2 separate regions of the Mus musculus genome follow, and region 1 is linked to region 2. A link is a loop called in an ENCODE intact Hi-C map of the cell type or tissue named here. Cell type or tissue: left cerebral cortex. All regions are shown on one strand. Each heading gives the region's core, and the rest is flanking DNA. Links, peaks and the distances in the headings are about the cores only.

Evidence for each region. Hi-C counts contacts between places; a loop is a spot of excess contacts. Peaks named below come from ENCODE experiments on the same cell type or tissue, not always from the same donor. Only the 100,000 strongest peaks of a DNase experiment are listed, where the experiment ranks them.
Region 1: it touches region 2 in a loop (2.3-fold over the local background); 2 of 42 quality-filtered maps call a loop at or near these places.

Annotation. Positions count from the first base shown.
Region 1 is chr12:39,966,751-39,983,239 of GRCm38, forward strand. No RefSeq gene overlaps it. Among named protein-coding and RNA genes, the nearest start is that of Gm40399, 24 kb to the left of the region's middle. In left cerebral cortex, for the core only: no CTCF peak of the experiment used is centred there; DNase peaks (open chromatin) are centred at 7,706, 9,351 and 10,180; H3K4me3 peaks cover 197 bases; H3K27ac peaks cover 2,231 bases.
Region 2 is chr12:39,728,318-39,744,806 of GRCm38, forward strand. No RefSeq gene overlaps it. Among named protein-coding and RNA genes, the nearest start is that of Gm24434, 120 kb to the left of the region's middle. In left cerebral cortex, for the core only: no CTCF peak of the experiment used is centred there; DNase peaks (open chromatin) are centred at 8,205 and 8,866; H3K27ac peaks cover 1,164 bases.

The sequences.
Region 1 (16,489 bases), core at 2,909-10,908, 240 kb after region 2:
ATTGGAAATGTAAATGAAATAAATACCTAATAATAATAATAAACAGTTACAATGTCGCAATTCAAACATCTGTTTCCTCTTGTTCTTAGAACTGTACTGTTCTTTCCAGGATGCCACACAGCAACTAAATTACCTTAATATATCTGTCCTGTTTCACTAGCTTGTGAAAGGTATGTCTTTTCCATTGAGACTCACCTCATCTCTCCAAATAAAAGGCACACAGTACTTGACACTTGTGATGCTGTTATGCTTTTCAGAACATCTGAAAGAGTATTTACAAGGATTTGTTTTTTTTATTTTATGTATCTGTGTTTTGCCGGCGTGTGTGCCATGGGTGCCTGCAGAGGCCAAAGAGACTAGAATCCTCTGGAATTGGAGTTATAGATGGTTGTAAGCTGTCATGTAGCTGCTGGTAACTGAATCAAGATTCTCTGCAAAAACAGTGAATGCTCTTAAGCACAAAACCATCTCTCCAGCCTCCTAGGAGAGGATCTTTGAATTTTCTCCTTACAAAAAGTAAGAAAGATACAAATGTTAGAAATAGTAAGCATTATGATTTGATTGTTATACAAAGTAAGTATGTTGAATCACCACACTGCAGCCTAAAAATACATGCAAGTATTTATGTTGAGTTCTTTAATTAAAATAAAACGAAACCTGCATAGTAGCCTTTCCTGCAAAAACAGACCACAAATTCTACAGTACAAAGCCCACTGCTATAGCTTTGTTCTTCAGCCACAAGAACTTCAGGGTAAAAACCGGGTGATCGCAGGAGAATGTTGAGATGCCCAGCTGTGACTATGGTCCCCATTTAGTAACAGAGCAATTCTGGATTAGTATGCTTAGTCTATTTTAAATCTTCCCCATTCTGAGAGTTGTATAGAGTTATTTGCAAACTGACATACTACAAATACCATATACTGTCTTCACTGATGTATGGCCACAGAGAATGTTTGTACACAGAGGACTTACATGGACCTGCTTACAGAACAAAGCCCTTTGGAGGGACCCTTGTGCTAAAGGAGCTGTACAGACTACAATTCCTTTTATTTTAGACGGACCCTTCCAGACTTGATTTCTGAGCTCAGAAAGCAGACACCTTGTTCTCTTTTCTCCTACCCCCACCCTGACTCTTTTCCCATAATGCTCCTCCTTGCTCACATCCTTCTTCCTCACTTTCTCAGCATTTGGCTAGTTAGTCCTGATTTTTTTCCCCCATCCAGGTAGCACAAACATCTTTCCAGTGCTTCCAAGTCTACCGTTAAGGTCTACAAATATTCAAAATCCTCTGAGATAGAACTGTATCTCACTATAGTCCATTTCATTTGCATTTTGGCTTGTGTATTACACTTTTTTCTCAAAAAAATCATTTACACCATAAAAGAGATTAAGGGGGTCCCTTAGTGAAGGCCAGTACAATACCTGGGTCTCACTTCTAGGTTAAAACTCTCCACTGTTCGGTTTTGGCTCCAAAGCCTAAGTGTCTTCAAGTAGGGATGCAGCCGCATTTGCACAGCATCCTCTGTGCATCTGCTACTTGTTCACAGAAAGAGAATAAAATGGGAGGAAGATGGATGCAGGACCAGATGGGTGAACTGCCAAATCAGTTCATGTAGTCACCATCCCAACTTTATGCCATTTAGTGTCTCTAATTATAGGTAGAGGAACCAAAATCGGGATATAAGGTGTTTGCTAGTAAGAACTGGTCAATTTCTATATTTAATAAGAAAAAAAAAGAGTAGGTTATAACATGACAGACAGATGAAAGCTCCTGACAATGGTCCACCTGACTTCTATTCAGTACATTCCTCTAATTCTCGTTCCACACTGCAGCTTTCACTGCACACACATTCTGGTCCTAGAGAAGGTAAATATAAAAATTCAATTGTGTACCGTCCAATTCTCGGTGACTACTGAATTCCCAGTGACTAAGAATGGGGATGTACTTGTGACCCAGGGTAAAGCCTGGCCCCTGGCCCCTGGCCCCTGGTCCAAGCACTACTCGCCAGATTCCTGGGTTTGTTTTCTTGAGAGGAGCTGCTTCGTTTTACTTTTTTAAAAAATGAGACTTTAAAAATAAGAAACTTTGGTGAATCTGGTAGAAACTAGCATTTATCATGCATGTTGTATGTCCCCCTACTGTATTACATACCTTTGGGGCTGGAGGTTTTTAAATGTCAGTGGTTTGTTTAACATCATTTGGCTGTTAAACTGGAGGCCTCTATGCCTAAACTAGTAATATACCTATTTACAAGAGAAGTTGACCCTCTGGAATAAAACCAAACAGTTGTAAAGCCATCCTGCTGTCAATCAAGATAGCGATTCCCCAAGTGTATGACCTGGATCAAGATGGCCTCCTTCCACATGTGGGACTCTGACGTGTTGCCTCCTGTCCCGATAGTAACTGTGAAAATGATAATTATTTGAAGCAGAAGATCTAGTTTGGTGTCAAAGTAGTAGCTCAATTCCTGTCTAAACCTTGATTAGCCTCAGTTTCTCAGTAGTGAATCTTCTAAGCAGGACAAACTGCCTGGCACCTCAATATTACCAGTAGAGAGGTTAACTTCTCCCTAAAGTGTTTTCCTTATTACTTCCCATCAGTATTTGTTCTCTCTTTCAGAATTCCTCATTTCACTAACTCACCTTCAAACCATCACATCAGACACACTTTTGTATTAAGAAATTTAAAACAAAACAAAACAAACAAAACACTACTACCACTCAGAGTACAACACTGATGCTGCCCATTGCCTTCATGAAAACCTGTAAGTAGCATACTTCTAGCATCACTCTGATGTTGGTCTATAGTTTAATCTACAGAGTTTGCCTACTTCCAACATCATCTTGTGGTCCCACACACTGGCATGCTCCACCCTAGGAAAGATAAACTCCACATACTTCCAGCAATCCTGCCTCCCAGCTGTTGAGAAAAGCAGCTTAGTGGCCCAAAGATAGCCTTGAAAGGGCTACATGTGGCAGCTGTTAATGGCAAACTGTCAGCAAAGTTGGAAAATGGTGTTTAGATCTAGTAAAGGACATTTAAGGCCTTGTGGGAGGAACAGCAGCTGTACCCATTCCTGGATATATTTAATGAATTAGGAACTGAGAGACTAGGATTCAGACTTACAGCCATGCCTCATTTATCAAAAGGGGAAAACAAAAATCATTTCAGGAATTACCAAGGAATATTTTTAGTAATATATATTTTAGTGTTTTTATTGACACGTTGAGTATAATAACTTTATCGTGATATTTACAAGTTATTCTTGCATTTTTCTGGTTCTTTTTTTTAATAATTTTTTTTCACTTTATCTGCACAGGTGTCCTGCTTGCATGTATGTCTGTGAGCCATATATGTGCATTGCCCACGGAGGCCAGAAGAGAGTATTGGATCCCTGGAACTGGAATTGCACACAGTTAGCTGTTAGCCACTGTGCAGATGATGGGAATCAAACCCAGGTCATCTAGAAGAGTAGCAAGGACTCATAAGAGCTGAACCATCTCTCTAGTCCCTGTTTTTTCTGGCTCTAATTAATGTCCTTCTATAAGAAGCATTATTGAAATATTTATATTCTATTCAGGACAGTCTCTTTGGTTTTATTGTGGAACACCAAATTTAAAAACAACAGAGCAGCTGAGCTCGCATATCACTGACCTCAAACCTACTTAGTCTGTAAAAACCCTGAGACTCTGCTAAGAACATTTTTAACTTGAAGGATGTTGAAATGATCTATTTCTGTTCACCATTAAGGGATGTGTGGGATTTGGCATTAAGACGTCTATTATTAAAATCTTCCTCCTTGCTGTGGTATTACATGGTATGCCTGTAATTCTCTGACCTTAGGGTAGAGCACAGACCAAGCTAAAACCTGGCAAATGAGTGAAGTTAGTTTCAAAGACAGAGAGTTAAATTGAATCCAAGAGGCAAAGAAGAAATCAAGGGCCAAAACAAAAGCCAATTGCTGTGTCCGGCTGGCAGACTCTAAAAAATGACTACGTTCATGCAAGCTAGACAAAAGCCAGAGGTAGATGAGGCGGTAGCAGCCAGGGCTACAAGAAGACCTTTAATTCTGCTAAAGAACATCTTGGTTACTCTGGCAGGAAGGGAGGTTTGCAGGCACTGTCTGCCCTAGGATATGACAGCCCTTGTACTTACCCATTGTTGGAGTGAACTTTGTATTGCTCTCAGCAGTAATACATGGTCGTTCAAGCTCCTATTAGGGCAATTCAAGGGAATGCACTCTACCTAGAGTGCAAGCACCTCTGTCAATCTCCCTGAGGAATCCCAAGCTGAACCCTGTCTAAATACTGACTTCTTGATGTTTTGCTTTAGCTTAATATGACTATTAAGCATCATCTGTTTAATAGGCCAAGGGAGAATTTTCAAAAAGTGTTCATGAGAATGTAGGTCATGTCATCCCTGTTTCTCGGTGACTCAATTATTTGACATTTACTTAATGCTCTTTGAATGACAACAGTTGTGCCAGCTGCTGGCTGAAGGGGAATTTTCCAGCCACACTTAAATAGACTGTTTATCTTCATTAGCTCTTTGTTAGAACTCATTCTGGGCAAACATGGAAGCTACCATTCATTTTATGCTATAGTCCTATTCTTGTCTTGTGTAGTTCTAATGTCTACTCAATTATTTATTCTGTGTTTGTTTCCTTTGATATTCAAACTTTTGATTATACTAATGTTTTAATACATCAGTAAAGAACACATACTAGTTTTTAAAAAGTGCAATGTTTTTATGTTCTCTATGTTTAATTTGGAGCTACTATATAATTACAGCTTTTTTGTACACCAGAAACAATGGTAACTCAGTCTCTGGGTACAACAACTAAAACCTTGTCTTGTAAGCCCTACTAAATCTGAATCCTTCGGTGGTAAATTCTGACAGATTCACCATAATATCGGGAAACTGTAGCAACTACATCTTGCCCTTATGCTATCCCTGTTCCGAAAAGACCTAACTCTCTCCTCTACAGCTCATTTTTAATGTACATTTTAATATTTGCTAGTAAATCTGTTAGGAAATTTTGGGTAGTCAGAATGAAAATGGCCCTATAGGATCATAGAGCCTGGCACTACCAGGAGGTGTGGCCTTGTTGGAGGAAGTGTGTCACTGGGGTGGGCTTTAAAGTCTTAGAAGCTCAAACCAGGCTCATTCTCTTCCTGATGCCTGTGGATCCAAATGTAGAATTCTTAGCTACCTCTCTACCTGCATGCTACCATGTTTCCCACCATGACAATAATGGGTTAAACCTTTGAATTGCTGTGTCCAGCTGGCAGATTCTAATAAATGAATGAGTTCATGGAAGCTGGACAAAAGCCAGAGGTAGATGAGGAAGTAGCAGCCAGGGCTACAAGAAGACTATCCACCTAAGACAGCCCCAGTTAAATGCTTTCCTTTATAAGAATTTTTGTGGCCAGGGTGTCTCTTCATAGCAATAGAAAGCCTAACTAACAAGTTTCATATCAACCCAGGTGCCCTTGTGGGCAAAGGTTGATGATAATTATCTTTGCTGGAAAAACAGGAAACTCTCAGGAGTTGTCCTTGAAGGTAAAGATAAAGAAGATAGCAATTTCTCTCTATAGCATTTACTATTCACAAATGTATGAGTTTCTGAGAATCAATCTCTGGGCTTTCGTATGCTAGGTAGACTCTACAACTGAGTTATAATCCCCAACTCCGTCTATACTTTTTTGCACACTTAACAGCATCTATATTGAATTCAATTTTGTTTATTGATTGTATAAGATGTCTGAATCCAGAGCATTACACTCCCAGTCCCCATTGAGGGGTGTCCAATCTTTTCACATTGTGACATGACATTGTCATCTACAAATGCATTGATTGGGTCATATCATAGCCATTCACCTTCACCTAAGCCTCAGGGTGAACTGCCTGATCGAATGAAATATATTCTATCACTGCATGCTTATATATATATATATATATATACAAGTTACTGACGGCAGAGATTTCTACTAAAAGGATAAGTGAGGGTTAATAGGGTTCTGTATGTAGGCTTCTATGGATTTCCACCTTTTAGAAGGTACTTATCTGTACCTATGCTAGAAGCCACCTACTATTCAAGGTGCCTAAGGTTCAAACAAACTTTAAAAAGAAAATATATTTCCAGAACTGGGGGGAGCAGGGGGGGGGCATTAATTACAAAGTGCCCTGAGACTGAGGTCAAAAGCCAAAAACCTCAGTATTGCCTTAGAGAACTCTTCTACACTCCGTTTGCAATATATTTACCTTCTTAGCTAAGAACATCCATAAATAAAAGAGATATTCTACTCTCCGTGGCATGTCGTTGAATACACGGCACCTTCCCAGCAGCCCATCTATTATGTCTGTGAGCTTATTATACACAATGTGCTGCTGACTGCATACCGCTCTTCTGACTTCACTCACTTCCGAGGCTCGATATTTATTCTTGTCTTGTCATCAGATGTCCCCCTCTGTGCTCTAAGAGTTGTCTGAGACCACCATACAAGTTTTAGCCTTTCCTAGCTACATGCCAGAAAGAAGACCTCTCAATTCTGTCTACAACTGTCTCTCCAACCTGTTTCCATCAGTTTTCTAAATCACCAATGAACATGCTGATGTTTTTAGCTGGCTTATAACCTCTTACATCCAGCAGATGTCCTACAAAGGCAAGAACTTGGTCCCAATTCCTTATCCTAGTACACAGTAACAAATGCTCCAAAAACATAGACTGAGCAAGTGTGTAAAGGTTTTATAAACACTGGTTCATTTTATCTTCCAAATAACTACATGAAAACATCTCAAGAAACAAATCCAAAGCATTAAGAAGTTAGCCTGACCTACTGCGACCAATCATCTAGGCTGCACAAAGTTGAAGCTGTAGCCTTGGTGTCTATACGTTTCTGTTTTAGCGTCCCTTGAACTGTGTGTTAGGGTTCTCTCATTGTGAAAAATACTTGAGATCAACCACTTAAGGAGGAAAGTTTACTCAGGCTCGTGATTTCAGAGATCCAGTCTATGCCTCTCTGGCTCTGGTGTTTTGGGCCTGCGATGTCACAGTGCTGACGGTTTCTGTTCACCTAATTTTGGCAGCAATCAGGGAAAGCTGAACCACTTTAAGGACAAACTGCCAATGTCCTACATCCGTTCCAGTAGACCTCACCTACCAAAGGGTTCCCTCATCCTAAGAGTGTCACAGGCTGCTGGCCATACATTTAACAGGAGCCACTGAGGGAACATTTTCAACCCTGAGAAAACTAATTTCACTAAAAGATGCTGCCGTTTTCCCAGCAAGCAAAGCTCAGTCCAGCCTCCATTTCTTTAAAGAAACATACCTAAGTAGATGATTTCCACTATCAGCATTCCTCCAGACTTAATCCCCTCTCCGCTTCTGTCTACAACAGCCGAGCTATGCGACACAGACATTTCTCCACTATCAATGCCATCCCCTTGTTCTTTGAGTTGATCTCTCTGTTATCAGTGACTTCCTCCCTCCTGAACTCTTCCAACATGATGGCAGGAAAGGGTTAATACTTAATTCTTCTGTGGAAATCAGTCCATGACTTACCCACATTTCAACAAAACTTGAACTTCTTAGCTTTGCATAAAACCACCCAAGAAGGCTACTGCCTTCTGCCTTCCCACCCCTTTCCATTACTGTCTCGCTGAGACCTACACAGAATGCCTACAACACTGGTCCTCTTCCAACTCCCTGCCTTTGACATGTTCCCTCCCTCTGGATGTATTTACCCACTTGTCTGCCTTAGTCACATCTCACATCCTTGAGGACCCATGCATGATAAATGCATCTTGGGTTTAAAAGGCTTTACCTATCTTGCCTACACAGACAGTGCTAGGTTGACTGATTTTTCTCTGCTCTAGACTCTGATTTAAAAACAAACAAAAAACAGATCTACCCTCAACCTGAGTATGTTGACAATATGCAGTATTTCCAATCATTGTTTTACTGTTTGTGTTTTCGTAATTTTTGTTTCACTTTTGAATCTGACAGTTCAGAGACTTATGTGCCTTTATAATACATGAACTATTATAGCTATTGCAGGAAATGATGGGCTCTCTCACAGCAGCGCCCGCAGCCCAGCATGGCAAACATGACAAGCCTTGTCCACCCCTCTTTCCTCCTTTTGTTAAACCATTAGATTACATTCCTAAAGTGAGCCCCCAAGGTCTATTCCCTTTGTTGGCCACTGACCCGTTCCTGAGATTGATCTCCAAGGTCCAGCTATCAAAATTCATTATTGGAGAGCCTGTTCAATCAGGACGTACCAACTCACCCTAGTGCAGACTTCCCTTAAATGTGTTTCTTTCTGCAGAGAAACACATGCTGCTTGCTGCCTTTGTCCAATCCAGAGGCAGCTCCCCACATGCTTTTACTACTCCAGGGTAGTAAATCTCCTTTGTTCTGAGAACTTAGTGTCTGGGTAACTTAGTATCTGGGTGTGTTCTGTAATGACTCTGAGGCCCCTTACCGGAAGAATACATCAAAGAGAGACATTTTTTTTTCCTGAACATGATTGTAATCAAATGCAACAAGCAAGTATTGTACCATGGATGCATTAAAGTGTCAGTAGTTACACATAGTGCTGACTAACTCTGTAAGAGAGCTGGTGTATCCCCTCCTGCATTAGACTTGTCTCCAGACAGCTTCATAGCACTGGTCTGGCACCGTGGAGGGTACAAATATAAATGAGGCAGTCTGCAACCCAATGAGAGAGACATCGTTTTTTCCAAGGGAATGAACATGACTTCATTTGACTCCACATGTATGATCTCATTTGTCTTTTACTCTTACTTGATCTGTATTTTCAGGTAACACAGAATTGCCTCCTATCACTGATCCCTTTGTTTTGCCCTGAGCTTTCTTCTTAAGGCCTATTTATTTCAGGAAGTTTAGAATTTGAAGAACAAGCCCACATTTAGAAATTCAGTGGGTATTTAAATATATGCTTTGATTCTTTTAAGTCTTGTTGTTAAATAATAATAATAATGAATAAATTCCTGGGCTTAAGCCTTTTGGAGAAATAACTTTTTATCACCCTATCTATTTTATAGATCTCTTAATATTTAGTTGTTGCCCACCCCACCCCCACCGCCCTTAGGCAGGAATTCCTCGAGAGCCAGGGTAGCACTAACCAGCTGATCTGCTCAGGAAACAGAGTGCTTGCAAATACAAAGAAAGGTAGAATTTTTTTCTTGTGTGCCTTGAAGAATTATTTTGCCTTCCCTTTGTCCGAGTTTCCATGGAAACTCCTCTCCTGGAAATGAGCAGTTCATCAGAGCCCTCATCCTGAATGTAAGCAGAACACGGGGCCGATGCTGTGATCTATTTTAGTGCAGTCACGGCTTGCAGAAATCTAGGAATAATTATTATATGCATAAGGGGGTCAGGCAACATGAAAATGAGCATAAATGGGAAACAATGGCTTGGGTGGCAGCTTTAATCTTCTTGTTGCCTTTGTGTAGATGTAATAGGGTGAAATGTGCTTCTTACTTGTATCTCAAACAATGAGCAGCAGGCAGCAGAGGAACCCACGGATACCAAATCAGTCCGTACCTGCACGAGCCTATCAACATCATGACAGTGAAAGAAATTGTTTCAAAATAGCAGAAATGGACACAGAAATCAGTTTGTCGTCTACCGGAAAACAACTTAGGAGAAAATCCACTTTAAATGGAGATACAAGTAGCAGAGATTATACTTTCTGTTCTGAAAGGTTTGGTTAAGAAACCCCATGATGTATTTGAGTTGGAATCATGAAGCAAGACTTCCCATCTTCCCTGGGGGCTGGGGGGTGGGGCAGGGGATGTTACAAGATGGTGCTATGTAATAACAGGTATCTTAGCCTGGTGCTATATATAGCTCAGTGGTACAGCACATGCTTGGCATGGAGAGCCTGACTAAATAATCAACAATCAAAACAGAAAATGCATAGATACACACTAGTATTGAATATACTGGTATCTGTGTATCCCTGGAGTTTTCTATAAAATCACAGCCGTTTCAGATTTCTTCTGTCCTACGTCAGTCATGTTCTAGCTATGGAAATTCTCTAAGTTTCTAAAACTATACAGCTCCATTTGGTCTTTCCTTCTTCCTCTGTGAATTCAATGCTAGTATTGAATGCATTTTTCCAGGAGTCTCATTTCAGGAGAATTCTGTTGGCTTCTACTGTGATGACATCACTCTGAGGTGGAAGGAATCACACTTCCTCCTGAGCAAAGAACTGAGAGAGGGGGGAAAAGGTATCACCCGTACATGATCTTCAATCTCTCAACTCTCTGGAAATACAAGCATTCATAGTCTTTAGTTAGTTAGTTGTTTAGTTAGTTGGACTTAACCAGAATGATGAGTTTTGAAACTGTAGAGGCAACCTGTTGGCCACTCACACCACTCATCTGTAAACTTTGTATACTCTGTATACTTTGTAAACTTGGCAAACCCCCATAGCAAGAAATTGGACAGCCCCCTGCCTAAGTAGCTCCAGCAGCCAGCCTCCCTCTGCTAGACCTGTCATAATGCCCTTTCTACCCTCTGTAACTGTCACAAGGTTATCTCCAGCCCCTCAATAGGACCTTCTCCAGATTATGCTAATTTTTGGTAAAAGTCTCAGCAAGAGCTACCAATCCCTGAATAAGAAAAACCCACCAATCCTTGAACATTCCACAGATACCCACCAATCCCTGCGCTCTCCCAAGCTTAGGACTTGAAATCTCACCAATCCTCACCCTGGAAATCTGTGCCCTGGAAAACGCTGCCCCCTAAAAAATCCTTGATAAGCTCTGCCCTTTGTCCAATTACCTGCTGTCCGCTCCCTCCTGGGAGCAGAGGCAGCCACTCCTGGATTTGTCTCTCCACACCCTGGACCCACCAATAAATCTCTTGTATGAGATTTGCTGCTTGGTGTGACTCTCTCATCAAAAGAAGCTTAAAGCCCAGCACTTGAGTTCGAGGCCAGCCTGGTGTACAGAGTGAGTTCCAGGACAGCCAGGGCTACACAGAGAAACCCTGTCTTGAAAAAAAAAAAAATGAAGAAATGAAGGGAAGAATAGAACGAGCTGGGCCAAGGCCTCTGAGCTCCTCAGCTCAGCTGGTCTTATTCTCCCCTAGAAGCTATAATACTGAGGAGGCTTCCTCTCTGAGCTCTGTGGTTCTTGGGCTGCCGTGTCTCAGGATGCCCTTCTATTGGGACACCTTCTCCCTTCAGAGCTGTGTGTGGTTCCTGGGCTTCCGGTAATCTTCTCATCCAAGCAGAAAGGCCAAAAGCCTTGCCTTTTCATTGTCAACAACAAAGGACAGCTTAAGGGACCGGTCTTTAGAACGCTTGTGAAACATGGTACAAAACATCTTATGCAATACGAACAACACATCATCCTGCAGAAAGCAATGTTCCCACGTCCCCAGATCACTCTGGGGGTGACAGGACTGCCTGGCCTTGTCATTTTAGGGAGGACAAGTGGTATGAGGATACAAGGTCTGCCTTTTCTCTTTCTGTTCTCGTGACTTAGTTCACTTCCAGTTTTACTGAGCTCATTCCATATTCCAAGTGTAGTAAGAGGTTGTCTATGTGAGAGTGAGTCAAGCACACACTCCACCCTCAGGTTGGGGGTGGGGAGGGTGAGACACAGCAATGGACTCAGAAGCAAGGATGCTCCTCCCACAACCCTCCCCAGTCTCTTCACACACAGGCAATAGCTCTGCTTCTGGGAAATCGAGTAGAAATTACAGGAAGCTTCAATGATGTATAGACTCTGGCAATCGCTTGCCTACACCCCCTAATCCATTTCATCCCATACTCTCCAAATTTATCTAACTCAGCCTTGAGCTATAGATACAGATTAAATAGAATTCTTGACTCTTGGCTTCTCAGCTCTAGGCAGGAACATTAATAAAAATGAAGATTGCCTAATTACTATAAATTTTGCTTTTGAAATCCTAGAAACTTCAAAAAGATAACTTTCTTCTTAATACTACCAGAATCTATGTATGTCTTTTGCTACTCTTTTGAATTTCGCCTTACTCTGTATCCAAAACTTACCTGTGTCCTCTCCTGAGCATGAGTCCAGGAGACACTTAAGAAAAACAGTGGTTGTTTTGTGTGTGTTTGTATGTTTGTGTGTTTTAACATGATTGTTAAGAAATGGGCTTTCTAATCAGATAAACTTGGAAAAATGTACTCACTTGATCTACATATCAGAAAACCATAATCTGTAGTTAAAGTTTCTGGAAGTCTTAAATATTAAAATGCAACTAATTTTATTTAAAACTTTAGTTCCTTATTATTTAGTCAAAAAACTCTGATATCAAAACAGTTTACTCTAAGAAATTAGTTTTCATGGAGCACAATAAGTATAAACTGATGCCTGTGTATACTTGGATAAAAACAGAAATTTCCTCTCCCTGCACCTAAAACCAGATGGATCATTCATGCAACAAGTGTTTATTGAGCATGTGCTATCTACCAACACTTACGCCCACTCTCGCCTATGACTCATCCAGATCTCAGGGATCTTGTGAGCCTGTAAGGCACAGTGTGGTGAGAATCCATTTAGTTCGGAACTCTGTCATGGGAACATTCTTTCTAGTAACCAGCTCACAGCATTGGCTTCACTGATGACCAACCTCATGCTCCATGTCTATTTCTGGGATTGATTGCACCGTGCTTCAAACACATCGCAGGCTCTCCTTTGGTTTCCTTCACAATTTACCTGATTGTGACAGCTCCCCTCTTCCGCTGTCAACCACCAAGGCCTCTGGGGAAGTGGGAGGAAATCTCTGGGGAAGAATGTTTTCAGCCAGGTCCTAACACCTTCTTCTAGAATGTATCGGTCCCATCCAACACCCACCCCATGCTATACTACATATTTCTTTTCCAAATTTCCATAATCTTCTAGAATGTATCGGTCCCATCCAACACCCACCCCATGCTATACTACATATTTCTTTTCCAAATTTCCATAATTTATCATGTAACTTGTATATCTGGCTCCCAAATCCAAGTCATTTCAAATTTTCTATTCTAGACCAATCAAGTCATTTCAAATTTTCTATTCTAGACCAATCAAGTTCTAGCTGAAGAAATTCTCCCTTCCATTGCTTTCTGAACTGTGCAGTTTTGTTTTTCCAGTCTCCCTTCACGTGCTTGCTTTAACTACATTTCCTGGAATGGAGTCAATGCTCAGGCACAGTGTGGGTGCTTGGTCTTTCTCTGCATTTTCCTTGGCATTTCATTTACCATGAATGCTTCAGCTATAATAGAGAATGTAATCAAGTGTTGAAATATGACTTAGCTTTCATCTTTGCTGAAACAAATTTGTGAAGACCAACTGTCTTAGTCAGAGTTTCTATTCTTGCACAAAATATCATGACCAAGAAGCAAGCTGGAGATGAAAGAGTTTATTCAGCTTACACTTCCCACATTGCTGTTCATCACCAAAGGAAGTCAGGACTGGAACTCAAGCAGGTCAGGAAGCAGGAGCTGATGCAGAGCCATGGAGGGATGTTCTTTACTGGCTTGCTTCCCCTGACTCGCTCAGCCTGCTCTCTTATAGAACCAAGACTACCAGCCCAGAGATGGCACCACCCACAAGGGTACCTCCCCCCTTGATCACTAATTGAGAAAATGTCTTACAGCTGGATCTCATGGAGGCATTTCCTCACCTGAAGCTGCTTTCTCTGTGATAACTCCAGCTGTGTCAAATTTACAAACAAAACCAGCCAGTACACCAACTGCGAACATTCTGAGCAGACATTTTAAGAAGCCGTACTAGACACCTGAATAGCTTCTATGTGTTCATATGAACTGGGAAAAGAGAAGGTGTTAATCACTCACAAACATCAAAGGCAAGTGGATGTCAGGATGTAAACGACGCTTGATTTCTTGTAATTAATTTGAATACAAACATCTCAAAATAGATAATACATTTTCCCACAAAAGACATAAAACATTTTCATTCGTTAAGTGAACTTTAGATCCTCAGTCAAAACTATTTTCATTATTTTGTCTACCTGCCTAGCCAAATGGTAGCATCATCTCAAAAAAATATTAAATTGAATACTAGAAAACTACCCCCAAGATTGAGCCCATCATTATTTCAACATGGATGGGGAAGGGGCTCAAGAGGCCTCCTTCCTTCCTGAGGGATGGACAGTTGGCAGTCACTGGCTTCAGGGAGAGAAGGTGTTACTTTCTCCAGTGGTATAACCAGTGGTAAGTTGCACTTAATAAATAATAAATAAACTTCCTTCCCTTAGGCAAGAAACTCTAATTAAATTTAGTGGATTATCTCCACAAAGATCTGAAAGTATGAGGGTCACTTACTGGAAGAAGAGGGGTTTCCCTGGAAGACAGGGGGAAGTGGTAGGAGAGAATAATAAAGGGTTAAAAAGCAATTAAAATTTATCACTTGCATGTATGAAATTATCAAAGAATAATGAATACTCTGAGAGTCTGCAGGTAGAGTTACTTATGCATGAGGTTAGGATTCAATTTTTAGCTTCCTCCCCACTCCTCCCCGAAATTCTCTGAATACCATTCTTTAGCATACATCTAGGGTACATCAAGAGTTAAAGTGATTTTATGTAAAACTGATAGTTACTGAATCACTGTCAGAACAACTGGTTCTTTTTTTGGTTTTGAGACAGGGTTTCTCTGTATAGCCCTGGCTGTCCTGGAACTCACTTTGTAGACCAGGCTGGCCTTGAACTCAGAAATCTGCCTGCCTCTGCCTCCCAAGTACTGGGATTAAAGGCATGAGCCACCACGCCAGGCTTCAACTGGTTCTTTTCATCAGTTGCAGTAATAGATTGTCTGATACTTTATGTTGTGTTATGTCTCTCAAGCATTTGTAAACTACTAGCTTTCAGTGAGAACTGGAGAAATTAAATATTCATGTTATGATCTGCATATTGGGTCCCAAAGACTTTAAATGGAAAATTCAAAGACAAAACCAATTCACGGATTTCAAACTATAAAACTGTTTCCTTCTAGCAAACACTGGTCACATATGCCTTTCATTCAAGGTAGAGGTAGACAGATCTCTTGTGAGTTAGATTCCAACCTGGACTACAGAGCAAGTACCAGGACACCCGGGGCTATACAGAGAAACCCTGTCTTGAAAAACAAACAAACAAATAATAACAAAAACCCTGTTTTCTCCTATTTCTCAGGTAAAAGACTGAATAGTATCATGTGTGATTTCCTAAGTAATCTTTCGTTTGTTTTTGTTTTTGTTTTTGTTTTTTTCAAGGCAGGGTTTCTCTGTGTAGCCCTGGTTGTTCTGGAACTCACTCTGTAGACCAGACTGGCCTTGAACTCAGAAATTCACCTGCCTCCCTAACTAGTCTTATCTATGAAAAGCACTAATGCAACCTAGAGCATAGACCTTAAATTCTGTCCCATTTTATAAATAGGGAAAAACAACTGGAGTTTTATGAGTTGACCAAGTTCCTAGAGAAATAAAATCTGCTATACAACCAAAGTCTCCGAGATGTTAAAGTCACAAACTGCCAGCCTGGTAGCAGATTCCTGTATTACCATCAGTTGGAGGGGCAGAAGCAAAAGGGTCCTAAGTTTTAGGCAAGCCTGTGCTATGCAAAGAGTTTGTCTCAAACAAATGACAAGAGTCCATAAGACACCACCTTTCAACTCTGCATTTCATTTGTACAGACAACATGAACGCAGAGACCATCGTTATATTTCATTTTTGGAAAGCCTGATACTGCATCTTTTTTGTGCATTTGCCAAAATCAGAATATATTTTGTGGATCATGTTTCATCTCCAGTGTTGGAGTTGAATTTGCTCTCTAACAATTCACAGCACTCATTTCTATAAGGAAAAAAAAAATGTGATATGAAGCGCGCTATTTATTGAGGTCAATCACTTAACTTTTTGTACTATTTTGAGATAACTAGGCTAATAATGACTTTTTAAAGTGTGTCCTTTATCAGCTTCTTTTGTCCTTTTGTAGAAACAGTGTTGGTGATGCAGCAATGACATTTGAAGAATTTGCTCAAAATTCAATAAATGCCAAGAATTCAGGTACTATCTGAAATTCTCTTACAGTAGTTTGCTACATTTTTTTTTTAGGAATTATAGTGCTTGGAAATACACATCGTAGTAATAAAGGGTCTCACATGTGCATGACTGATATGAAATATTTTTACAAAGTCTGTTTACACCAGTCTCCAGACCTTGGCTAGCCTTCAGCTCAGCTCGTTTCCAGTGTATCTTCAGACATATTAAATTAAGAATGTAGCTTGCAAATGTCTTAACAGCTGAGTAAAATACAATATAGAAACACACAAAAGATTCAAATAACAGAATTACTACCATGCTGAAAGCATTTTTTTTGATTTGTCAAAAGCTTTCCTTCCTTTTTATTCTTCCTTTTTTATTAGATATTTTCTTTACTTACATTTCAAATGTTATCCCTTTTCCAAGTTTCCCCTCTGAAAATCTCCTATCCCCTCC
Region 2 (16,489 bases), core at 5,008-13,007:
CACTGCAGGTGGCAAAAGGACTTCATTTAAGCCATCTGGAAGCTAATAACTTTACAGCATGCTCTGATGTCCTCTACCCAATTCACACGAAAAAAAAAAGTTACTATTATTGGACCCACAATGAAGAAGGTCACTGGAAGGGTAATTACAGATGTAGTCACAGAAGACAAAGTGGTACATTGGAAATAAGGTAATAAAATAAGATTGCTTGATATGATCACGACTATTTCCTAATGGTGGGAGCTATTTTTAAACCACGTTCCATTTTTCAGCTTATTGCTTAGCTGAAGTTACAGCCTTAAGAATTCAGTATGAGCCCACTTTCTGTGAGACACTGCATGAGGAAGGATGTCTGCCATTACTGTCTGGAGAATAAAAGAGTTCAAATGAAGCATGAAAGTATGTAGGAGACAAGCAAGAGCCCCAAAGAGCTATGTGAGAAGACAGATCTACAAAGCCTTCCAGTAGTTGTAAAATCCTCTGGAATTACCCTGTCTCCTGACCACAGTTTGCATCATGCAAGACTTCCAAGCTCCATTGGACTTATGCAAACCATTCCCTGCCAGCATTGTTGAGTCTGTAGTGAGGTAGCATCAAACGTGTGGGTAGCAAAGGCTCTCCTAACCGAGAGGCATCTACATGAAGACAGCATTATTCAGCTATTGCCCCTTTCCAGTATGTCTAAAATTCTGATGATGAAATATCATAAATATAGCCAGACATGATGACCCATGCCTTTATCTCTGCAATCTGGAGGCAGAGCCAGGTGGATCTCTGTGAGTTCAAGGTCAGCCTGGTCTACATAATGTGTTCCAAACAGCCAGAGATACATAATGAGACTCTTGTCTCAAAATAATTTAAGATTATAAATGTTTAAATGGGTAAATAATGATTATTTCCATTAATAACGCAAAAGTTCTCAATGCAAAAAAAAAAATACGTTCAAATAAAAGTATGCTTAGAACATCAAACCACCATGGGAACCTCAATATGAAAAGTCCCTGGCAAAGCACTTGGTATACATGAATTGCTGCTATTACTCAAAACGTTAGATTTGTTCTCAGAACTATTAATGAGTCACTCACAAATTTGGACTCAACACCTCAATTAACCCAGCCTTAATCACTCACTTTATTCATCCAACTTGGCTGCAAATGCCTGCTTTCCTAAATTGGGTACTTGCTTGATGTATGAAGAGTTTTGACTACTGACTGGTTGTGAATGTATCTGTGAATGCTTCTGGCAATTTCCAGAAGAATAGCTCAGAAATAATTGACATTACAAGGAGCACCTTTGGGAGAATAAACAAATATTTCCTTGAGTTCAATTAGTTTGATAGTTACCACATCTTAGGGATTTATATTTTCTAATAAACATAGTATCAAGGACTTGCTTGGACTTATCAAGGATTTGCTGAGTGCACTGACTGATCCCACTTCATCTTAAACACATCAATAAAAAAAGAGATAACAGGAATCTTGTCAAGGAAAACCTAGTGGCCACTTCTCAAGCATGTTTTGGATAACATAATATCATTTGTTTTAGGATACACATGTGTATAATACTAAAAAGCATTTTTTTTCATGGTAGTCAGCTGGTTTTGCTATATACTGGTTCAAATCAATGTACATGCAATAACTTCTATCATTCAAGCAGCAATGCCTTGTTTACCTGTAATTATTATTTCTGAGTTGCACATGGGGCAAGAATAATGTCTTACAATTTAAAGAAAAAAATATCTCTTTTCAATGGCGGCTAACTAGTCAAATGTGAGTACAAGATCTCCAGAACATTTAAATATCTTCAATAATTTGCAATGAAATACGGGAAGAAATAAAGAAAGGAAAATTCATTTCTGTACTTGTGTGCATGCATGAATGTGTGTGCATGTGTCTGTGTGTCTGTGTGTTGGGACACATGATTGTAGAAGGCAGAGGCAGACACTGGGTAGATTCCCCTATTGCTGTTAACCTGGCTGAATCTGGAACTTACCAATCTGACTTGAGTGTCTAACCAGTGAGTCAAGCCCAGGGTTCCTCCTGTCTCTCTCCCCAGCACTGGGATTACAGGCACAAGGCACCACACCTGGTCTATTTCATGGGTGCTGAAGCTCTTAACTCCACTTCTTCCATTTATAGGGCGAGTGCTTTATGAGTGTAGCAATATATCCTACCCCAAGTCTTTATTCTTTATGTCATCCTTATGGTCTTGATGATTTTGACCTTAATAATAGGTACTTTTGTACATCTTGGGTTTGGAATATAAGTCAATGGTTACATGAATTACTAATTTAAGAGAAAAACTTGTTATCAAAAGCCCATTACGTTAAAAAAAATTTTAGGTTTTATGCTATTCTCATATATCTCATTTGTCTGACTTTCCCCAAATGTAGTTTATTTGATAGAAAAATTCAAGCATGGTATTTCTTTTCTAGGTTTTGCAAGTGTTGAACGTCTGTTAATCTAGATGAGTGCTACTTAGGGTTGCAAAGTAGTGTAGGTCATAGCTCTAGAATATATGTATCTTCTGCCAGAAAACCTAACTATGTTTCCTTCCTATGAATTCTACATCTGTGGAAGGAAAACAGCCCAGAAGTATAGACAACGCCAGAGGCTGATGTCTGAAAACCTCAAGGTCAGTTTTAGAGTTTGTCACTATCTACTTCAACAAACCACTTACTTCAATTTTCTCTCCCAGTGTTACTTCCTCATAGTGTTACTGTGAGAAGAAAATTAGATCTGTCATATTGACAGCATCATGTTCCTTTATTGGAATTAATAACTTTCCATGATCTGTGGCCAGGGGAGGGGCAGAAAGGAGTGTTTGTGCTTCATTTTCCTGTTTAAAAAAAAAACTAGACTGAGGGTGATTGTCCAAGAAAAATATATTTTTCTTCCTGTTATCCTGTTTTTCACATGCCTTTGTAGTCTACAGCCTCTCCCTTGATGATAATTTAATGCACTTTTAAATGCTTCTTCCATATCAATAACAAAAACATTAAACACAACCAGATGTAATAACGCTCCCCAAATGTCTTGGCAGCCACAGTAAATAGCTCCCTTGCTCCCTCTCCTGGTTCCTAAACCCAGGATAATTCCTGACAGATTTGTACTTGTGGAGATCATAAATTAAAGGTCATCCTATGTATCTCAACTGGAAAGTTTAAGGAAAGAATTATTCAAAGAAATGCTGAGATCGGCTCAGGAGACTCGAGTTTAGAAACAGTGCAGCTCACCTCTGTTCCACCATGCCTTGGGACATCATGCTTAATATGAAATATTTTATAACTGCTGACACTTATCGCAGAGCAAACTGAATAGAGAAGTGTATCTTCTACTAAGGACTTAGAACCACACTGATTAATAACATGGTGTGACTCACAGTGGAGCGCTATATATTATTCAGTTAATAAACAAAACAATTTGTCTATTTACAACTATTTATATTAGTTAAAAAGATGTTTGGAGTTCAGGACATAGGGAAGAAAAAGAGCTTGAGAGAGTCATTTTCAAAAGAAAAAATACCAAGTGTGACCAACATTTCAAACAATTTCTAGCATACACAAGTGATGAACAGAAAACATCAGTGTAGAGGCTTGACTTCAAGGAGATGAAATATGTACTACAGATCTACTCTCATGTTGAACTGCCACATCTTTTGGAGGTCTGCTGGGCCTGCTCACAAAAATCATCACAGATGAGTCTGTTAGTGGCATCCCTCATGTTAGTAAGGAGATGGGAGAGTCATGGAACCCTCACCTGAGGCTATAGATGGGGAAGAACACAGGGAGAAGGCTCCATCTACACATCCCTGGTAAGCTCTCATCTATACTGTGTGCAGACTTTCTGGTGTGGCTACTTTAAGGCTTTCTATTCTTCTAGCTGGAACATTTGCCCATCCCTCTCTGAGTCTGACTAATAAATGCACTGGTTTTCCTGGGTGAACTTTGATGGAATTCCACCTCAGTTACAATTTTAAGAGGAGAGGTTAGAAGTAGTTTACTTCCCTCTGAAAGGAATTTTAGCAACAGTGTAGAATCTTCACTTATTTAGTAACAGCATCCCTGAGTTTAAATTCAGAATAGTGATCAATATAAAAAGTCAGTTACAAGACTGTTAGCATTGCTATGACAGAGGTTATGACTTCCATCTCAATTATCCATAATTAGTAACACATTAGCTAAATTTGAAGTGTCTCTAACATTACATCATTTAAAGTGAGGCCTCACATATCAATTATACTCATAATGTATTAGGAAAAGCTAGTTTTTGTGCTTTCGATTCAAATATAAATATTCACCAAGGCCAAGATTAATTATGAGAGTGGAAATGTATGTGGGTCCCAGGGGTCAAACTCTGATCATCAGGCCTGGCGGCAAATACACGCTTTACATGCTGAGATACCTTTCTAGCTCTTGAACTATTCTGAAGGATAGCTTTTACTAAACTTTTACTATGGGACAAATGGCTACATGTGTTGAACGTAGAATGCCTTTGAAAGTGGTATAAGTAAATAATGACCATCTAATTGGGACATTTATGGTTGTTTTTTTTAAATGTATACTTTCTTGACAAACAGAAAATCTAAAATAATTTGGTTATACATTGATATTTGTATATATGTAATAATAAACACATATAAATATAAATATTTAATGTGCATATATAATCATTCACATTAATAAATAAATGTACATATGTGGATATAGGAATATGTATATAAAATTATTAACATCACTTTATTTATTTTATGTGTATGGGCATTTTTCTGAATTATATATATGCAGCATATATATATATATATATATATATATATATATATACCTGGTCTGGTACCTTTAGATGTCAGAAAAGAGTGTCAGGTCCTTGGAGCTGCTGTATGGGTGCTAGGAACTGAGACCCAGGCCCTCAAGATGTGCAGCCAATATACTTAACCACTGAGCCATCTCTCTAGGATCTGAAGGTCTCACTTGTAGAAATACATTGGTTTTTAGCAACAGAGAGGCTATGAAGATCTTTCCTGAGGACCTCAGATTGCATGGACCTCAACACCCTCACATCCTCACGCCTCTAAACAGCATACTTTATTGGCCCCCAAAATGTTTGCTCTGTTTTGGAAATATATTCAATGGTTTAAATATATTACTTTATTTATTTTATGCATTAGAGTATTTATTCTACTTCTAAATATTGCATTATTCTAGAGTGACACGTAAGTTTATTACATATTGTGTTTCATTCTACCTACCAATTTGTAAGGTAGATACTTGTATCACTTTAGAAATTTTAACATTAAGGGTTATTTTATTGTTGAACATAACAAATAATCTGCTAAGAATTAATATTTCCTGGAATCTGTTGCCAATCACTTGAATAGCTAGCGGCAATAGTATATGAGGTAATTTTACTAACATTAAACTCATACAAATATAAATGAACAGTTCTTAGCAATAATTGTGGGTTCAGGCTATATACTTTAATAAAAAGAAAATGAGTCAATCCATGGCCAACTACATAGTCACCTCAGAAAGAGACATATCTTTGTCCTTATGATCCTTATTATGGTGAAAAAGTGACATACAACTGTCACTATTATTTGACGCCATAACAATTTCAGTTGGAGTGAAAGCTAGTATATCCTCAAGTATAATCACTAAAATAATAATCAAGGATTTTTGGAATAAGCTTCATACATATCTTAATAACAACAGAATTTTGTACACATGTCAAAAATATTTTGAGGGACTATTTTACAGACAGGTTAAGTCATTTTATCCTTCATGTTAAAACGCCATTTTGGAATTTAATTCAGTACTGTTTGTGATTTTGTGACTATTTTCTGAGGAGGACCCCCACCATATTCAGGAAAAAGGATATGCACATAATGAGGAAATGAATGATTGCTTTGGTACTTTTCCCAAAATTCATCTTGGCAAAGAGATTTTTCACACCCCAAATCTTCACATCTGCAATTGCAAAATAACTAATTCGTTGCCAAGCCATTGTGCACATTCCAGGACCCCAGCCAAGATTTAATACTGGCATCATTAAGTAAAAACTATAGTAATGGTAAATACTGTACTTCCTTGCTTCATTTTGCCAATCGTTGATGTCACTAGTACCCTGTTCTTTAGGAAACTTAATTAAATTCTTTCATTCAGATAATCAACATTTGTGCTTCCAACCACTCTTTAAATAGAGTCCTTCTTTGTCTGGCAGCTGTGAGAACTTTGTAGCCCATCCTCTCACAGAAACAAATAGAGGAAAATAACAAAGTTCATTTAACACGCAGATAATGGAATCCTGTTTGTGAAATACCACCAATTGGCAGGGTGCAGTCCTGATCATAAAGCTTAATCCCCACATTGATTCGGGGCATGTGGGTGTCTGTCAGTGGCCTTGGTAAAGATGAGCTGACTGCTTCAGTGCCCACATCAGAATCATTTTCTTGTCCAGAGAGAGGATAGAGATCTTGCTAAACATACAGCTCTAAAATATCACCAAGCTATACATTTTAAATCATGGCTAATATATTATTTGCCTTTGCAAACAGTTGTTTATTCACTTTAGAGATTTTAGTAAAAAGATGTTAAACATGAATGTGTGTATGGGTTGTGTGGGTGTGTGTTTGTGTGTGTGTGTGTGTGTGTGTGTGTGTGTGTGTGTGTGTAGCATGCCATCACAGAAAAGATGCTTTTCAATTTGGTTGTTCAGACCATCCCTAGTATTCAATAAAACAATTGCATAAATTTAGCAAAAAAACAGCTATTTCCTTGCTCTCTCACTCTCCTACCTTCTTCTAAATACATGTTTACATATATGTACAGTTATATGCATTCATACATACATATGCATACACATATATATACACACGCATTCTCACACACATACACACAGATTTACACATATGCATACACATAGATACACACACATGTGCACACACACACTTACACACACATATGTATTCTTTTCAAGCCACAATGTTTATAACTGGTCTTAGGTTGTTACAGATATATTATTTATCTCCTGCTCACCCTGAATAATGCTGATATAAAAGTATTTTTAGAGACTTTTCATGTCATCTTGACTTTTCAAAATATTTATAAATATTTAAAATGTTTGAGTGGATATTGACCTTTGACCATAGAGTACCTTGTCTATTAAAATATGCTTTATTATTCTGTCACCTTATATATGAGCCCTCAAACCCAAATGCCAAGCATCAGAAAACATGTACTTATAAAATCTGCTCTCATAATCTACTGAATAGACCACTGGACTACAGGCAGCAAGATAATATCATGAAGTCAGACAGGCTGCTTGATATGCCTTGTGTTTTAGACAGAATAACTCTTTCACATGGACAACACACTAAAAATACTGGATAGCTGACATATACAGCTAACTCAACAAGATCCATGCATAATAATGTTAGAAAACCCATACCCTTCAAATACTCTTTTTATTTCTGTAGGAATATTTTTATTAGCTTACTCTAAATTAGCTACAGCTCCCACATTTTTGTTTTACCCTTTCACAGTCTCTTATGTTGGCAGAAGTCCCTTCTAACATCGGTCCAAATCTCTTTTCTATCTAGTGTTTGACTTCCCTTGCTGGCCTCCCGCAAGTCAAATAAAGGGCCACCGGCCATTTAATTATCCTACAAACATACTCTCAGTACCAAACATGTTTGCCATTCTCTAAGAGAAGGAAAATCTATTCTTCTAAATATAAAAAGATAACAAAATAACCATATACAGCAAGTATGCATTGACTAAATGTACTTGACAGTCTAGTCAGGTACACAAAGCCACAGAGCCATAAATCTCTAACCTCCTGGATGCAGAACTCCACACGGTGCTCTAGTTAATTAGAGTTCAGCATAGATATTTCTCTAGATCAAATCAGCAGTCATGCAAAGTGTCTTGTTCCGAGAGAACAAACCCACTGGGAATGAATAGAGAAATACTCTTATCGAGCAGTAGAACACACAGTGTTTTTATTTCTTAATGGAGTTTCTATTTCTGCACTGGAAGTCTGCAGTTCTGTGCTCCTCATCACGAGTGCCATTACTGAAAATGAAACTGCTCACTCTTATTTGAAGCTTTACCACAGCTCCCTCCCCACGTGCTTGTTTCTAAAAAGATAACCAAAGCTGCATACAGTGTGCCTAAGGACAATGTGTGGTCCTCACATTAGCATCCCTTTCCTAAGATAGGCACCGCAGCCACTCAGCCTATGTATTTTTACCTAGGCTTAGACTTTTAGCTCCCTGAGGATTTATGCAGCCCTCATGCAATGAATCTCAACAGACTCGAACAGATTGGGCATTGTAAGTAGGGCATAATACCATTTGTTACGAAGGGACCAGGCATATGTGATACTTTAGTCACAGAGCAGACAGGTCACTTTCTCACAATAAAGACTTGAAAATGAGAGGCCTTCCCATCTGTACAGAGGCATGGTGAGTCCTCTGCATCAGCCTTATCATCTTGTCAACATCGTATGTGCAAGTGAGAGTCTCAGTGTATTGCCTCAAGTCATGAGCAAGGCCAAAACAGGATCACTTTAGATAAATTAAAGCAATTCAAGGACAGCAAACTCTACCTGTTGGGTTAGAGTTACAAGCCACAATCATTTGACACCTTTTCTCCTACATGTTTCGTCACTAAGTAGAAAGGGAAAGATGGCTAAAGATACAAAATCTTCAAAGAAGCTTTATTTTCTGGCCACCAGGCCAAGGCACATTAAGGCACTGGAAGAAATGCAAAGTTGCACAGTAACTCTGAGTTTTTCTATCTACAGCGGAATTGGATATAGTTAGTGTTAGTCAAACAAATGCTATTTCCTATCCTCATGTGGGCAAGTCCATTTAGCACAGTAACAAAAGCTGGAAGAAGCAGAGGAGCCAGGAATGCTCACTCACTGCTGGTGAGAAAGTTAACTGGTGCAATCGAGTGGACTCCCCCTCTATGTCTGTGGCACATGAGTCTGTACATGGCCATACATAAGTGGCAGACTACAGACTCAGCATCATCCCTTCACTTCCATCTGCAACAATTGAAGCCCCTGCTTCCGGGCTTCACTCATAGGAAAATATTATATTAAACACGAGATGTATTTGACCAGAACTCACTCTCTCATACTTCTGCCAGTGGGAAGATAACCCACTCCCGGGAGTGACACATGCAGAGAGGGTTACCACACAGGGGAACGAAGCCCACTATAAACCTTCACTTAAGTAGAACCACCTCGATAAGAGTGACCTATACAGGCCAATTTAAGTCAATTTGCATACCTGGAAAATAAGGTGTTGCTGATGTACTACACCAGGACTCTATGGTTATTTCTTATACACAAATAACTGATACAATTCTGATGACTCCTGAAATATTTCTCTGTGCCTGATTTTTCTCTAAACTCCAACCACCCACTCAGTATTTCTAACATTTCAAATAGATCATGCCAGACACTGAAGTCCTGGTATTACTCTTCATCTTTCTGGCTCCTGGTAAGTGAAATTCCTACTAGCTACTTGTCACGAGGAAAAAAAAAAAAGATGGAGTTCTCTTTATTTTTATTGTGTCTTCCTACTTTCTTTCAGTAAGTCCTCTTTTTTTCAAGTTGTGAATAATTTTTTTTCTTGTTTCAGATCTGTTACCTGTGTCCAACTGCTATTATTTCTTCCCATGGCACTGCAGAGCCTCCTGACAGGAGTCACTAGCAGTGTCTTTATTCCAGTGACTTAGTCTTTATGAAGCAGATGGGATGTGACTGCAAGCATGCTGTGCCTTTTCTGACCCACTTAGTACCATTCCATCTGAATCCATTGAAGCCATGTGGCCACTGGGCCCAGAGGCTCTGTCTTCTCTGGATAGCATCACTTGCTCCTTTCCCTGTTCCGTAGCCACATTGTCCTTCGAAATTTCTTCCAGGGACAATGTACATTCTTGGCCGAGGCACTTTATTTTTTTTATTATTTTTATTAGATATATTCTTTATTAACATTTCAAATGTTATTTCCTTTCCTAGTTTCCCCTCCAAAAATCCCCTAACCCCTCTGCCCTTCCCCTGGTGCACAACCCACCCATTCTTGCTTCCTGGCCCTGGCATTAACCTATACTTGGGTATAGAACCTTCACAAGACCAAGGGCCTCTCCTCCTATTGATGACCAACTTGGCCATCCTCTGCTACATATGCAGCTAGAGACACATGTCCCACCATGTGTTTTCTTTGATTGGTGGTTTAGTCCCAGGGAGGTCTGGGGGTACTGGTTATCTTGTTCCTCCTTTGGGGCTGCAAACCCCTTCAGCTTCTTGGGTACTTTCTCTAACTCCTTCATTGGGGACCTTGTGCTCTGTCCAATGGATGACTGTGAGCATCCACTTCTGTATTTCCCAGGCACTGGCAGAGTCTCTCAGGAGACAGCTATATCAGGCTCCTGTCAGAAAGCTCTTGTTGTCATCCACAATAGTGTCTGAGTTTAGTGGTTGTTTATGGGATGGATTTCTAGGCGGGGCAGTCTCTGGATAGTCACTCCTTCAGTCTCTGTTCCAAACATTGTCTCTATAACTCTTTCCATGGGTATTTTGTTCTCCCTTCTAAGAAGGATCGAAGTAACCACACTTTGTTCTTCCTTCTTCTTGGGGTTCATGTGTTTTGCAAATTGTATCTTGGGAATTCTGAGCTTCTGGATTAATATCCACTTATCAGTGAGTGCATATCATGTGTGTTCTTTTTTGATTGGGTTACCTCACTTAGGATGATATCCTCCAGATATGTCCATTTTTCTATGAGTTTCATTAAAAAAAACATAAATTCATTGTTTTTAATAGCTGCATAGTACTCCATTGTGTAAAGGTACAACATTCTCTGTATCCATTCTTCTTTTGAGGGACATCTAGGTTCTTTCCAGATTTTGGCTATTATAAATAAGGCTGCTATGAACATAGTGAAGCATGTGTCTTTATTACAAGTGGAAACATCGTCTGGGTATATGCCCAGGAGAGGTATTGCTGGATCTTCTGGTAGTATTATGTCCAATTTTCTGGGGAACATTCAGACTGATTTCCAGAAAGGTTGTACTAGCTTGCAACCCAACCAGCAATGGAGGAGTGTTCTTTCTCTACATCCTTGCCAGAATCTGCTGTCACCTGAATTTTTGGTCTTAGCCATTCTGACTAGTGTGAGGTGGAATCTCAGAGTTGTTTTGATTCATTTCCCTGATGATTAAGGATGTTGAACAGTTCTCTAGGTGCTTCTCAGCCACTCATTATTCCTCAGTTGAGAGTTCTCTGTTTAGTTCTGTACCTCATTTTTAATAGGGTTATTTGGTTTTCTGGAGTCCAACTTCTTGAGTTCTTTATATATATTGAATATTAGCCCCCCATCAGATTTAGGATTGGTAAAGATCTTCTCCCAATTCGTTGGTTGCTGTTTTGTCTTATTGGCAGTGTCCTTTGCCTTACAGAAGCTTTGCAATGTTATAAGGTCCCATTTGTCAATTCTTGATCTTACAGCACAAGCCATTGCTGTACTGAAATTTTTCCCCTGTGCCCATATCTTCAAGGCTCTTCCCCACTTTCTCCTCTATAAGTTTCAGTATCTCTGGTTTTATGTAGAGTTCCTTGATCCGTTTAGACTTGAGCTCTGTACAAGGAGAAAAGAATGGATTAATTTACATTCTTCTACACTCTAACTGCCAGTTGGACCAGCACCATTTGTTGAAAATGCTGTCTTTTTTCCACTGGATGGTTTTAGCTCCTTTGTCAAAGATCAAGTGACCATAGGTGTGTGGGTTCATTTCTTGGTGTTCAATTCTGTTCCATTGATCTACCTGTCTGCCAGTGTATCATGCAATTTTTGTCACAATTGCTCTGTAGTATAGCTTGAGATCAGGGATGTTGATTCCATCAGAGGTTCGTTTATTGTTGAGAATATTGTTTGCTATTCTAGGTTTTTTGGTTATTCCAGATGAATTTGCAAATTGCCCTTTCTAACTCTTTGAAGAATTGATTAAAGTCTCAGAAAGATCAGGAATTCAAGGCCCATACCTAACCATAATAAAAGCAATATACAGCAAACCAGTAGCCAACATCAAACTAAATGGAGAGAAACTTGAAGCAATCCCACTAAAACCAGGGACTAGACAAGGCTGTCCAATCTCTCCCTACCTATTCAATATAGCACTTGAAGTCCTAGCCAGAGCAATTAGACAACAAAAGGTCTACAGATCAAAAGGATACAAATTGGAAAGGAAGAAGTCAAAATATCACTATTTGCAGATGATAGGATAGTATACTTAAGTGACCCCAAAAATTCCACCAGAGAACTCCTAAGCCTGATAAACAGCTTCAGTGGAGTAGCTGGATATAAAATTAACTCAAAGAAATCCGTTGGCCTTTCTCTACACAAAGGATAAATGGGCTGAGAAAGAAATTAGGGAAACAACATCTTTCACAATAGTCACAAATAATACAAAATACCTTGGTGTGACTCTAACTAAGGAAGTGAAAGCTCTGTATGATAAGAACTTCAAGTCTCTGAATAAAAAGAAGAGCTTCATTTTAGAAAGTAGAAGAAAGTTACCAAAAACAGCTTCAGGGTGGCCTTCTCACTCAGCAAGATACCCACACCTCTGAGCTCAGAAATCAAAAGGTGACTTTAAAAAACCCTTTGTAACATTGCAAGTTGGTCAAACAATACAGGGAGTGGAGAAGTAAAGAAAGCCCCTATCCCACCCCACCTCTTGAACCACTTTTTTTTAACCAAAAACAGAAAAGACAAGAGGGTGGGGCAGAACGAGAAAGCAGGAAAGTAAAGTGAAAGAAAGCAAGTTTGTTTCTAGTAATTACTTTCCCAGTAGGGGGAGAAACGGAGATGGAAGGGACATGGGTTTCATCTTGGGTGGTAAACATTATCTTAGGCGAGTCCACATGCAAGGTGCGCCGTTGCCTACTAATTTAAAGCAGGCGGGTGTTTGAGCAGTTGCCTTGGAGGTGAAAACGCCCAGCCACCACGCTGAGATTTGTCTCTTCTTCACATTCTCTCAAACTAGCAAGAGAAAATAAACAGGGTCTCAAACGTGGTGCTCAGCTCTTTCATTTAGTTTTAAGACAAACAGCCTGGAACCTACAGCTGTGTGTGACTCAGACCCACAAAGCAGGAAACTTCAAAAGCGCTTCTTGGTTCTTTCAACTCTATAGAAGCAAATTGATGAGACTGCTCTCCTATTATTTAAAGCCTTCCACTCTTTGTGGACCTGACATGACCTTTGTGCACTGGAGGAGGCTGAGGCCCCCACAAAAGAGAGAGAGGGAGAATTCACTCTGCAGCAGCAATTATAGAGCTTGATGAAAACAATCACCAAAAAAAAAAAAAAAAAAAAAAAAACCCGACAGGGCAAACACATCCTTGTAAATTAAATTGGGTAAACTGAACAACCACAACTGACTTGACTCGTCTTTGAGATTCCTGGTTTTCAAATCATGTCCTTTATTAGCTGGTATACATGTACGTATATATGTATGTGCAAATGTACATGTATATGTAGAAATATATATAATAATGAAGTATTGGAGACAAGATTAATTACAAGAGTTGATTCTAAGGTATTTGAGTTGTGTGATATTGCACAGTTCTGTGGGAAATAGTCTGGAAATGAAAAGTTAGTCAAACATGAGTGTTCTAACCTAGAAATGACCTGTTAAAGAGCACTTCCCAAGAAAACTACGATTATAATGAAATCCTTTTTTTTTCCCTCTTTTAACTATTTTTACCACGTTTTTAGGATCATGAGGTTACTAAAATTTTAGCCAAATGATACACTTTTCAAATTTACTAGATGAATATTATCATGGTGACCATTAGAGAATTTAAGTTATTGCAGACAAGACTTCCTGTGGGAATAGCTAGGTTTATAGTAACAAACTCGAGCTGTGTAACCTGCATCTTCTTTCTCTTTCCATCGTTGTGAAAGCAGTCCCATGAATGTGGCAGCTGCTCTGCCCTGCCCTGCCCTGCCCTGCCCTGCTCTGCTCTGCTCTGCTCCACTCCACTCTGCTCTGCTCTGACTTGAATGCTGGTCTGTCTTGAGAATGGATGGTGGCCGGGTTTCTAGGAACCAGACAATAGCCTCAGCGAGCCATCCTTCTGAGCAATGCCTGCCTCTGGCTCTGTAGTGAGGCTGCTTGGTAACAGGATTTCTAGAAAGTTCTAAGAATTGCAATTTAAAGAAAAGGAAGACAGGGACGTCTTTCCTGTGGACTGGAAGCTAGTTATTTCTCACATATGTTATCTTTTTAACATTTCACACACGGGCCGATATGAGCATGTGATTCATCCATGTAAATACAAAGACACAGATGTACCAGCAGATGAGACTGTAGCCTCCACAGCCACGCTGAACAGAGATGCCTTTGTAATGGACATGAAGTCCACAGTATCTTTTGATTGTACTACCACCATCTTTCCTTAATTCAATGGCTCTCTATTACCTGCTGTGATGCTTCTTATAAAACCCATAGTGCTTTGTACAGAACAATTCACAAGATGGATGTCCATTATCTAGCTATTGTGGAAATGTTCTTTCAGAATTAAGTGCGTTTCCTTCTGCAGATGTGAGGGGTTTATGGGGCTGAGGGGAGAAATGAAGGTAAGAGGGAAAGAAGGGCAGTCTTATGTAGCTCACCGTGTTCTTTAGCTATCGGCAGCTCTTCTTTTCCTCAGTACCTATGAAGTATATTTTCCATCTTTATCCTTTTAAATTCTGAGCACTACAAACAACAAGCTTACGGAAAACCTGAGAGCAAATAGTCAAGCAGTACAGAACCTGTCATTTTATTTCTGCATTCAGAGAAAAAGTATGAAGTAACACCTTGTCCCCTTGAGGAAATTTCACTCTTCTGTAATCTATAAAGTAAGTCACAATAAAATTATTTATAATATTAATTTTACTTATTGAAAGCAACACTAGTAAAGTATAATAAGATGTGAAGAAGCAAAAACAAATTATTAATATATTCTGGGTAACTCCAATTAACTATGCAGACCCTTGGCCACTTTCCTTGAAACAATGTAAGACATTCTATTTGGTTCATTCTCTGCTAAGGGGATGGTTGTCTACTAATTATAGATGTCTCTGATTGGCAGGATTAGTATAGCAAAAATGGCTATCTTGCTGAAAGCAATCTACAGATACAATGCAATTCCCATCAAAATTCCAACATAATTCTTCATAGAGTTAGAAAGGGCAATTTGCAAATTCATCTGGAATAACAGATTAATTGTGGCTTCATAGAACAAATTGTTCCTTCTGTTTCTATTTTGTGGAATTAATATTAGGTCTTATTTGAAGGTCTGATAGAACCCTGCACTAAACACATCTGGTCCTGGGATCTTTTTTTTTTTTTTTTTTTGGTTGGGAGACTATTAATGACTGCTTCTTTTTCTGTAGAGGTTATGGGACTGTTTAGATTACGTATCTGATCCTGATTTAACTTTGGTACCTGGTATCTGTCTAGAAAATTGTCCATTTCATCCAGGTTTTCCAGTTGTGTTGCGTATAGGCTTTTGTAATAGGATCTGATGATTTTTTTGGATTCCCTCAATTTTTGTTGTTATATCTCCCTTTTCATTTCTGATTTTGTTAATTTGGATACTAAGGATTTATCTATTTTGTTGATTTTTCTCAAAGAGCAAGCTCCTGGTTTGGTTGATTCTTTGTATAGTTTTTTTGTTTGTTTGTTTCCACTTGGTTGATTTAAGCCCTGAGTTTGATTATTTCCTGCTGTCTACTCCTCTTGGTTGTATTTGCTTCTTTTTGTTCTAGAGCTTTTAGGTGTGTTGTCAACCTGCTAGTGTATACTCTCTCCAGTTTCTCTTTTGGAAGCACTCAGAACTATGAGTTTTCTTCTTAGCACTGCTTTCATTGTGTCCCATAAATCTGAATATGTTGTGGCTTCATTTTCATTATACTCTAAAAAGTCCTCAATTTATTTCTTTATTTCTTCCTTGACCAAGTTATCATTGAGTAGAGTGTTGCTCAGCCTCCATATTTATGTGGGCTTTCTATTGTTATTGAAGACCAGACTTAGTCCATGGTGATCTGATAGTTTGCATGGGACTATTTCAGTCTTCTTGTATCTACTGAGGCCTGTTTTGTGACCAATTATATGGTCAATTTTTTCAAGAAAGTACTATGAGATGCTGAGAAGAGGGTATATCCTTTTGTTTTAGGATAAAATGTTCTATAGATATCTGTTAAATCCATTTGTTTCATAACTTCTGGATTTGTGGAAAGATATTGTGGAAATTTGTTTTTGTCATAGAATATCTTGGTTTCTCCCTCTATGGTAATTGAGAGTTTTGCTGGGTAGCCTGGGCTGGCATTTGTGTTCTCTTAGGGTCTGTATGACATCTGCCCACGATCTTCTGGCTTTTATAGTCTCTGGTGAGAAGTATGGTGTAATTCTGATAGGTCTGCCTTCAT